Linked DNA regions of Homo sapiens: region 1 is linked to region 2. A link is an interaction called in ENCODE POLR2A ChIA-PET data of the cell type or tissue named here. Cell type or tissue: GM12878. All regions are shown on one strand. Each heading gives the region's core, and the rest is flanking DNA. Links, peaks and the distances in the headings are about the cores only.

Evidence for each region. Peaks named below come from ENCODE experiments on the same cell type or tissue, not always from the same donor. Only the 100,000 strongest peaks of a DNase experiment are listed, where the experiment ranks them.
Region 1: POLR2A ChIA-PET joins it to region 2 with 5 read pairs; 2 of 35 experiments call an interaction of 5 or more read pairs at or near these places.

The regions. Positions count from the first base shown.
Region 1 is chr7:142,580,617-142,586,069 of GRCh38, reverse strand. It overlaps TRB and TRBV12-5. Among named protein-coding and RNA genes, the nearest start is that of MIR11400, 110 kb to the right of the region's middle. In GM12878, for the core only: no CTCF peak of the experiment used is centred there; DNase peaks (open chromatin) are centred at 2,419 and 4,512.
Region 2 is chr7:142,836,219-142,841,671 of GRCh38, reverse strand. No RefSeq gene overlaps it. Among named protein-coding and RNA genes, the nearest start is that of EPHB6, 16 kb to the left of the region's middle. RefSeq lists a cis regulatory region at 2,498-3,199. In GM12878, for the core only: no CTCF peak of the experiment used is centred there; no DNase peak of the experiment used is centred there.

The DNA.
Region 1 (5,453 bases), core at 831-4,830, 260 kb after region 2:
CATTTGTGTCTGATCTCCCCCTGGCTATCTCTTATAAGGACACATGTAATTGCATTGAGGGCCACCAGGCTAATCCAAAATAATCTCCTTATCTCCAGATCCTTAACTTCATCACATCTGTAAAGTCTACTCTCACCATCTAAGGTAACAGAGGCAGATCCCAGGGATTAGGATGTGAATGTCTTTGTGGGGAGGGGTATTACTCAGCCAGCCACACAATACAAAATCTGGCTTTTGGAAATTCTCACAGGTATCATTTTCCTGCAATAGTAATGCATCAACTTTAATCTTTTGTACTTAAATCTGACATGGACATTCTCTTCACAATGGAGCCTCAATATTTGCCTCCTCACAAAACTAGCTTTGGTGGAGTCTGTGTGGCCCAGCGTGCTTGGGATTGTGCACAAAGGAGACTACAGAGGGAGCCCCTGTCTCAGAGAATCATCAGAGAAGCTCTAGTGATGGGCTTCTGAATGATGGGCTTCTGCTCAGCCTCCCTCACCACCCCTCCACCTCACCACGTTTAGGATGCAGTGAAGCAGAGGTCAAGAGGAAGAAGAGGTTGATTCTAGGTCTAACTGAGAGCTCCAAGACTGGGGAGTAAGGACAACTAACAGCAGCTTCACAAATTGGCTTGATAGGGACTCAGGTGACCCAAAGCTGGAGAATTGATGTCCTGTGGCTATAACAATACTACCAAGTGACTTTATATCCTTCATCCAACACCCACTAGTGCTAACATCACACAAACTAAGAATTTGACATTGGCACAACTAAGCTAGACTGTACTCAGATTTCCCCAGTTTTTCTAATAATGACCTTTTCCTGCCCTAGCACCTAATCCAGGATCCCATACTGCATTTAAGTGTCATATCTTCTTAGTGTTCTTCAATTTGTGACAGCTCTTTCCTTGTTTTTAACGATATTGACATTTGAAGATTACTGGTCAGGTGTTTTGTAGAATCTCTTTCAGTTTGGATTTGTTTGATGCTTTCTCATTATTAGACAGGAATTATAGATTTGGGGGAGGAATATTACAGATATGTAGTCACATGATAACATCACAACATTGCATCATAAGAGAATGCACATGAGGTTAACAAGACTTATTATGGGTCATGTTTATTTACTTTGGTCACTCGGTTACCATTTTTCTATTTCCCATGTCTGTTCATTAGAGGCAGGCCACTGAATCCAGGAGAGGGGAATCTAGAGGGATGAGTATAAAAGAATGTGTGGGCATATGTTAAAACCACCATATTAATTAATATTTTGGGGATGACACTTTGTGACTGTACAAATGATCCATTTCTTCTTAATTAGTTATTAAAGTTATTAGTTATTAATTAGTAATTAAAATTAGCTACACCCACTAATTTTAGCACTCACTATTGGGTTTTATGTGTGGCAGTTACTCACAGTGGTGTTGTCACAGTGACTTTTCTATTTCCCTCTGTTTCTTCTACATATGCAATTTGGAATTCTTCAGTAAGAGATTGTCCTTTCTCACATTTTTTATTATTTATTTATTTATTTAATCGTTTCATTCTCAGTGTGAACTTGTGAATTTTCTTTTACAAATTGTTCCAGCCTTAGTCATTGGGGAAGCTCTTTCAGATTGATTCCTCTGTCCTTTTGAGATATGTCCCATCCTTTTTTTTTTTTTTTTTTTTTTGGAAAACCTCATTACAACATTCTTGTATTTTTTACCTCAGGGTCCTAGAACCACCTTTCATTTTTTTTTAATTGGAGAATAATATTTGGCAACAAACATCTGTGCACTAGTGGTCTTCTAAGTGGACAGAAGTATGAAATACATGTATATATACCAACCCATTATTCACACAGGTATGTATTCATTTCTTTACCATTGTATCTATACGTTTAAAAACAATAAATTCATACTGATATCTCCGAACAGGTATTCTTGTACATTAGAAATATTCTTTAGTTTTGCTCTGAGACTTAAGTTACTTGGAAACAGTTTGATATTTTGAAGTCTCACCCACATAGGCCAGGAGCCAAATGTGGCTTATTTAGTGAAGGGCTTATTTTGCTTTTATACTGAGGCATAAGTCATCTGAAACCTCTACTGATTGACCCATGAATTATTAAGTTTCCCATTCTCAATGCAAAAATATACATATACATATATATATGAGAGTAATATATGTATATATTACTCTCAGCCCTTTGTGAGCTCCAGGCATTGTTTCCTCTAATCTTGCTGAGTGGCTCTTTCTCCAACCTTAGGGAGTTTCCTCACACATGTACTGCTTACAGCACAGCTGAAGGGTTAAGGGAGACCCTAGGAAGGTCTCCAGGATTCTCTCTGTGCAGCAATCGCCTTTTCAATGGCCTGTCATGTGAAATCTAGCTGCTTTGATCTTGTATTTCCAACTCTGACTCAGCTCAGTGAGATCACCCAGCTCTGCTTGGATTCCTCTTTCTGGCCCAGGGCCTGGAAACTCCCTCCAGGTATTAAGACAGTCATAGTTCTCAGCTTGGTTGTTTCCATCTCTCAGAGATCACTGTCTTCTGTTGCCTACTTCCAATGTCTTGACAACCGTTATTCCACATGTTGTGTGAATGTGTGTGTGCAGGGGGACAGGGTGGGGGTTGGGGTGTTAGCTGTTTCAAGCAAGAAGTTAAATCTAATTCCCGTTAATCTATCTTGGTTGGAAGCAGAAGTTTACTCCAGAACCGTATTGAATCTCTTAATGCCAGGGTCTCCAAGGGTTTTAATGGTTATGGACCTTTTTGTCAGTTTTTGGGTATATGGTGTACATTCCATGCAGAGTATATTTCATTCCAAACACATGTGAGACACAGTCTGAAGATTCAATTTTTCTCTCCTAACTTTTCCTTTTTATCTATCACCCAAAGGCCTGACCAAACATCCAGTTTCCAATTATGTTTCTGGGTCTTTGGGGTGTAATACTTTTACTTTATAAAGCCTGGGAGCATTTTGAAGCTCCAGGATTAAGGCAAGCAATGTAATTCTGGCTGTTTTCTGTCATCTCTTTCATATGGACATTAAAATCCCAGCTCCAGCTGTGAGGCCTATACCGCTCTGAAAACTTACAGGTCTTTATAATTTTAAATTCCCCTTAATACTCTGCCTATAAGCTCTCGCTTTTTTTTTTTTTTTTTTACATAGTAAATTCCTTTTTCTTTTTAGTTTGTTTGTATATTGTTTTATAGCAGTGGTGTTGTTTTAAATTTTGATGGTAAATAGTGTATCAAATTTAAAAAGCAAAAATTTTAAACAAAGACAAAGCTAATCATGTTCTTTCTGCTCTTTCTATATTTTATCTCTCCAAATAACCAGCAAAATATATCACAACTTTTTTTCTTCCTTACCCAAGCATATAAAACTATATATAAACTTAACAGGGATATTTATTGATTTATTTTTTCTTAAATAATTTTATGTGCCATGGATTATTTTGAAAATATTTTCCCCTTGGAAGTTCATCTTTATCATTCCTACAAGAGAATGGATAAATATGCCTATTCGGCATTCTTTTAACTTTTTTGTACGTATGAAGTGAAGTGCGCACACACATAAAAGTGATAGAATCATACATTCTGGGTGCATAACTTTTTTTAGTACTTCTATAATTGTCAAAAGTATAACTATAATTGAAAGATGAAACTGATGAACTCATTAAAAGGTAACAAATTATTTTAATAGAAGAAAAGTATATAATTTTATATGCATAGAGGGACTTACAGACCTCAAGACACACTGTATCGTTATAATACTGCTTGACAAGGGTAAGGGACATTTTATGTTCTCTGTGTCATTGAAAGGGGCACAGAGTAGGCCCCATTTTATTTTCCAGGTAAGAAACAGAAAAAGAAAAGAGCTGAAGACATATGCAAAATTTCACAATCACCTTGGAACACATAGTCTAAGTCAGATAAGGAATATAGTACATGAGGAGATGATATATGGTGCAATATTTGCAGGAGAAGTCAATTAGTGGTCCTGATGGGGTTGAAGAATTGCTGCAGAAGTAGTACCAGAGATGAAAAGAGAAGCCCGCATGAGACAATGGGATGCTTGAGGAAACTATTTGGGGGTAATTCAAATAATTTGTCATTGGAATCTAGAAAAAGAAAGTGGAAATGAATATCTGACACAAGGTGAAGGAAATGATCATTTGAAGTGAGCAAGTGAAAAAACTGGGAAGCCAATATTGATGTTGGAAGTCATCAAAGATGTTGAAAGTTTTAAGGTAGAAGAGAAAAGAAATGGCAAAGAAGCCATAACGGAAAGCAGCAAAGGAGATAAGCATCCATGTGCAATGGCTGCACAGTTTTAAGCTCACTCAATCACTTGAAAGCTCCAGTCTGTGACACTCGCCCTCAAACTTGGACTCAGGCACCCTTGTGAGAAGTATGTGTGGAATCCCAGGAACCATCACACCCACTGACTTCCTACCAAAAGTTTCCTAACGTGATGTGTCCTTATGACCTGTTCTTGCCTTGCCTAGGGACATGTGGAACACGAAACCTATGTACTTCCTGTGCTAGGGGAGGAGCAAGAAAGGCTGCTGAGAGCTGCTGGGTACTGGAGGAGAAGAGGAAGCACCAGGGTTTCTGCACAGGGAGCAGGTGATTCTGCAGCGCTGTGACCAAACCACTAGCACAAAAATACACAGCTGAGTCCCTGGGTTCTGAGGGCTGGATCTTCAGAGTGGCTAAAGTTGCATCAGGCATCTCTGCTGAGAATCGATCCTTCGGCATCCCCGAATCATCTAGAGGAGCCCGGTTGCGGAAGTAAGCCAGCAACTCCAGTCCTTGCATCATGGTCTGTCTGTACCAGAAAACAGTATTGTGGCCTAAAATTGGCTGACATCTCATTGTTACTTCTTGTCCCATCTCTGTCACCTTGTGCCTTGGTGTCTGGGTGACTCTAGCATCTATAAGCTCTGTGAAAAGAGATAGAATTTGGGGACAGAATAAGAAACATAATTGGAATCATAACTGGCAATATCCAAAAATGCAGGTGCTTTATTTGTGGGGACTCACCTTCTCCCAGGAGACAAAGAACCACACAGCAGAGGAGCCTGGTGGCCATGGCAGGGTGGGGCAGGTGGAGCCTTCACCTAGATGAGGCCCTTGTGGGCACGAATACAGGAGCTGAGGATTCTAGACCTCTCACCCAGAGTAAAAGGGGGACTGTCAGTGACATCACCATCTCTGTCCCTGCTCAAAGGACCTTCCTCCAAAGGTGAATGCTAAGTCTGTACAGAAGATTGACTGAAATAAATTACAATTACTCTGGGATGTGTTTGGTTCACTCAAAGACTCCAAACATCCCCATTAGCTGTCACCTCTCCTGGCTGCAGTGCTTCTGTGGCATTGCACATCACATCACCCATTCTGCTTTCTCTGACGCGTCACATATTGATCTGCCTGGTGCATATTGCCACTTAGGTGTA
Region 2 (5,453 bases), core at 999-4,998:
ACCTTATTCCACCTCCTATGCCCTGTGTCCTCCACCAGCACCTTAGCAGGCCAAAGTTCTTTTCTAGTAGGGTGAGTCATATCTTCATTCCCAGAGGATCTGAGTCCTTGGTCCTTGGGATCCTGGCTTCATTGAGTTGCTGCTGTGTTTCCTATCTAGATATATTGGACAAGGGATGCTAAAAGGCACCCCAGGGAATTCTCTGGGTTCCAGGCATTGTTCTGCTTGTCACTATTATGGAACAGCCACTGAATTTCCCATGAATGGTCATGGGGATCATCCATTCAAGCCAGTGACCACCTTTGCTGCCTGTTATTTTAGTAGCATGAGGAGCTCCAAATGCCAGAAGGCAATCTCAGCTTCCCATTTAATAGAACAATGACTTTATTTCTTAGAGGAAAAATTTCTCCCTTGGATAGAAATTAGTACAAGGTATGGGAAAGGAAGCAAAATTCCTTAAGTGGTCCACTTAAGGTGTGATAGGAAGAATCTATCCCTATCTCCACTCTTTGTTTCCTGGGCCTGAGTGTTCTGGCAATGAGCGATAAAGCAATATATTGTCCACTAGGTTAGGGCATATAACACTACTATAGAACAGTGCCCCAACCTCTCAGAGGGTGGTCTCCTCACTGACCCATTGGCAGGCCATTCTGTCTTTCTACCAATCAAGCTGCTTCTAGGTGGTGTGGCACATGATAAAACCAGATAATTCTATGTGCGTAAGTCTACGTCTACACTTACAACACCATAAAATATGTTCTTTGGTCAGAGATGATGTCAAAATGATGAATAAGTCATTCAATAAGTCCAAGAATGATGGTGCTGACAGAAACATTGTGGGTAAGGAAGGAAAATTCTTCTTGAGAATATGTACATACTCCTGTGAAATTAAGTTATGTCTCCCTAATGATAGATAGATAGAAGGGATTCAAAGTAATCAGGCTTCTGGGAGATCTCCTTAAACACCTGAGAATGGTGCTATGATGGGGACTAAACTTTAGTATCTCCTTTTGCTGGTGCTGATAACCTCCTATTAGCCTTGCAAAGGAAGTCCATGTAACTGAGCCCATGTAGCACTTCCATTGATGTCTTTGGAGCGGCCTTGCACATGGGCTCATGGAGAAAGTCCCGGGATGGAGCATCCATTCACTTTCTCACTAAGATCATTCATCCTCCTTAGCATGCTATTTCTTCCTAAAAAATTTTATTTTCTTCCTTAAGATATTCTAGCAGAATGCTCTTACTTCTTGTTCTAATATGAACTTCTTATTCCCTGGTTTTACCACAGAACCAACATCCTGGCCATCCTGAGATTTAATTTTACTGAATTTTGGAGTTTGTTTCACTGTACTTTGATTTCTTATCTTCAGCTTTTTTTCCCTTAGGACTACATTTTTTGTGTGTGCTGGAATTCATATTTTAATACACTTTATAGAAAAACTTTCATCTCTGTCTGTATTAAATGACTTTATTCTATCTTAATGCTTTATTAATATTTTGGTTAGTTATAGTATTTGAGATGTAAAACATTTTCTTTTATAGTCTGACTGAAGTCCTGACTTCATTTACTTCTAGTACTTAATGTTGCTGGTATGAAGTCAGCTGCCAATCTGATTCAATTCTGCCCATGATAATTTGTTTTATTTATTTTTTCTGCAGTTTGTAGGGTTTTCTTTTTATCATTTCTATTCTGAAGTTGTATAAGAATATGTAAAAAATATTTATCTACTGTGCTTACCTTTCCCCTGACTGCTTTTCATCCTTTTTTTTTGTTTGTGATTTATATGTTTTCTATTAATAGCTTTTCTCCTGAAATTATCATTTAAGCAATAATTTTTAACTTATGTCAACTGTCCCTTATTCTTTTTCTTTTTCATTTTACTCTTTTTTTAAATAAATAAATATAACGTTTTCTCAATTTTTTTTTTTTTGAGTTGGAATTTTGCTCTGTTGCCCAGGCTGGAGTGCAGTGGCACGACCTCAGTTCATGGCAACCTCCACCTCCTGGGTTCCAGTAATTCTCCTACCTCACCCTCCCAAGTAGCTGGGATTGCAGGCATGCGCCACCAAGCCTGGCTAATTTTTTTTTTTTTTTTGTATTTAGTAGAGATGGGGTTTCACCATGTTGATCAGGCTGATTTTAAACTCCTGACCTTAGGTGATCCGCCTGACTCCGCCTCCCAAAGTGCTGAGATTATAGGTGTGAGCCACTTCACCCAGCCTCAAAATTTTAAAAAAGAAAAATTAGACTTATAATTCAATTAAAGTTTTTGTCTTTTCCTAAAATTATATATGTTTCCTCTGGGGTCAATATTCTGTTTAATTATCTTGGTGTTTCTCTTTTATTTTGCTATATTAGTAAGAATAATTAATGCTACCTGCTATTACAAATAATCTCAAAATTCTTAGTGCCTTAATCCAATGTAAGTTTTCTTGTTTTGCTTTCACCTCACATAAAGGCCAATGCGTATCATCCTGGTCAGAGAGTTCTCCGGGGCAACTTTCCTATAAGGGATGACTCAGAGATGCAGAGCACCACTACTCTAGGATTCCCATTATTGCTGCAAAAAGTGAGAGAGGAGTATCACATGTAGGAGATTTTGTGTTTCTGGCCAAACCTGGGTGGCTTATGTTTCTACTGCATTCCCCTGTTTAGAATTGGTCATCAGGCCCAATCTAGATGTAAGGATACTGGGAAATGTAGTTTTTCTGTACTCCCCAGAGGATGATAAAATGGCTTGATAAATCTATAGAATTGTCTTTGCCAGAGCCTTTTGCTTTTCTTTTTAATCAAATGTCTGCTGATACTCAGTTGTCCGAGATGATTATGAATTTAGAAATGTTGATTATTACCTGTAACTGACTAACATTTCTTCTGATAGTAGTTTCCTTTTCCCTGCATACAAAGACTGCAAGATTTCTGTTTGTGGGTGTGGTATGTGGACAGGCAGGCTGTACTCTAAGATAAGCAAGCTGGCAGCCTGTACTCTGAAAGCCATTGCCCATCCTAGGCTGATAGTTCATTCAGCTTCACTTTATAGGCACTTTCCTTACACATACTCATGTGTGCGATGTGTGACTCAGCAGCCATTGGACATACAGTTCTTCAATCAGTTGTCTTACTTTAAGCACTTTCTCATGCTTTGACTACATCTCTAAGGGCTTATAGAATGCTATAAAAATGACCCTGCCTCACCTGCTGCTTTCTCTTCTACCTCTATTGAGCTAGTCTCTTTTCGCTCTGATTTACATTAAATCACCTTGGCCATATCCATCTCCGGTCTTTGAGAAACTCATAAAATCTTATTTATTTATTTATTGTTATTTTTTTGAGACGGATTCTCGCTCTGTCACCCAGGCTGGAGTGCAGTGGCGCAATCTCGGCTCATGGCAAGCTCCGCCTCCTGGGTTCAAGGGATTCTCCTGACTCAGCCTCCCGAGTAGCTGGGACTACAGGTGCCCACCACCACGACTGGTTAATTTTTTTGTATTTTTATTAGAGACAGGGTTTCACTGTGTTAGCCAGGATGGTCTCAATCTCCTGACCTCATGATCTGCCTGCCTCGGCCTTAAAATCTTATTTTGTTAATATTCTCCATCCAGTATTTGACAATTATGTTCTTTTCTTCTCTTTTATACTTTTTCCTATAACATATTTCTATACTTTATTGCTTTTATTTTGGAGTGAGGGGAGATAAATGAGTTTTTCTCAATCTATGACTTTGAACTTAAATTTTTCACTTAGCGTAATATGATGTTTCATGCCAATAAAACTATTTTGCATATCATTAAATAATATTCTAAAGTAAGTTTTGAAATATAAAAGATATTCCATTTTATAATTTACTATAATTTACCTACTCATTTCCTCTGATTGAATATTTAAGTTATTTCAGTATTTTCTTTCTTTCTCTTTCTTTCTTTCTTTCTTTCTTTCTTTCTTTCTTTCTTTCTTTCTTCCTTCCTTCCTTCCTTCTTCTCTCTCTCTTTCTTTCTCTTTCTTTCTTTCTTTCTTTCTTTCTTTCTTTCTTTCTTTCTTTCTTTCTTTCTTTCTTTCTTTCTTTCTTTCTTTTTTTTTGAAGGAGTCTTGCTCTGTCACCCAGGCTGGAGTGTTGTGGCATGATCTCGGCTCACTGCAACCTCTGCCTCCTGGGTTCAAGTGATTCTCCTGCCTCAGCCTCCCAAGTAGCTGGGATTACAGGCATGCACCATCACGTCCAGCTAATTTTTATATTTTTAGTAGAGACAGGGTTTCACCATGTTGGCCAGACTGGTCTTGAACCCCTGACCTCAGGTGATCCACCTGCCTCGGCCTCCCAAGGTGCTGGATTACAGGCGTGAGCCATCACGCCCAGCCAGTATTGTTTTTCACAATTAAAAAACTCTGCAGTGGATATTCTTGTACTTGAGGTGTTAGATGTCTAATTATTTTCTTGGATCAAATTCTTTGAAGCAAATTTGCCAAGTCAGAAAATATTTGCTTTTTTATGACTTCATGTACGTATAGCAAATTGCTCTACAGAAATACACACCCTACTGTCTCACAGGCCATCAGCAGTAGGCATTAGCATTTTAAAAAATCATTAACAATTTATTTATATACCAGTAGCACTTACTAACTGGGTGCCCTGGTTGACTCAACTGTAAAACATGGTCTAAGTCTTGGGCTGTTGTAAAGATTAAACATATACTTCATACATGCCTATCATAAACTAAATATACAGTACATTTTATTTTTAAAATGATAAATTATTTTTAAAATGAACCACCTGCCTGTATCTCAGGTTGGTTGGGAGGATTATATTAGATAATATATGTAAAAATACACAGAAGTGGCATATAAGTAGAATATAATTGTTAAGTATTATTATCCTTTCTCCCAATAAAGGCCTCTTAAATGCGAGAGTAACCTAAATCCCAAGACTCTGGCTAGGACACAGTGACAGCAAGCAAATCATGTGGACAGCATCTAAGCTTCGGGGCAGGTGGTCTGATTGACCCATTACTGAAGATCAAAGAGAACAACAAAGGATTGACCTCAGGGAATTTACTTCTCCTTGGCCAAGCATTCAGATTTCCTTTTCATTACAGATTCAGCTGAGCATCTGCGTGTAAGCAATTTATCCATAAGACTGCTGTCCTCTCTTTCCTGTACACCATCACTGTGGCTAAGTGATTTTCTACTCACCCCCCACTCCCACTGTGTCTATATATGAATATGACAAAGGTACACAGAGGCCAGATTTCTGGTCTACTCAAGAGCTCTGAGGATTTTTATCTCAAGCTGGCAGGGAGGAAGGACAGAGCTTTGAAAAGAATAAAGTGAGCAGAAGTAGGGTGATATTGTGGGTAAAGGGATAATCTTGGATATGGAAAGGTGAAAGTAAAATTAAAAAATTAGGTCCAGAAATTGGAGGAAAATGGAGAACTTGGGTTGAATAAGTGGATTGATT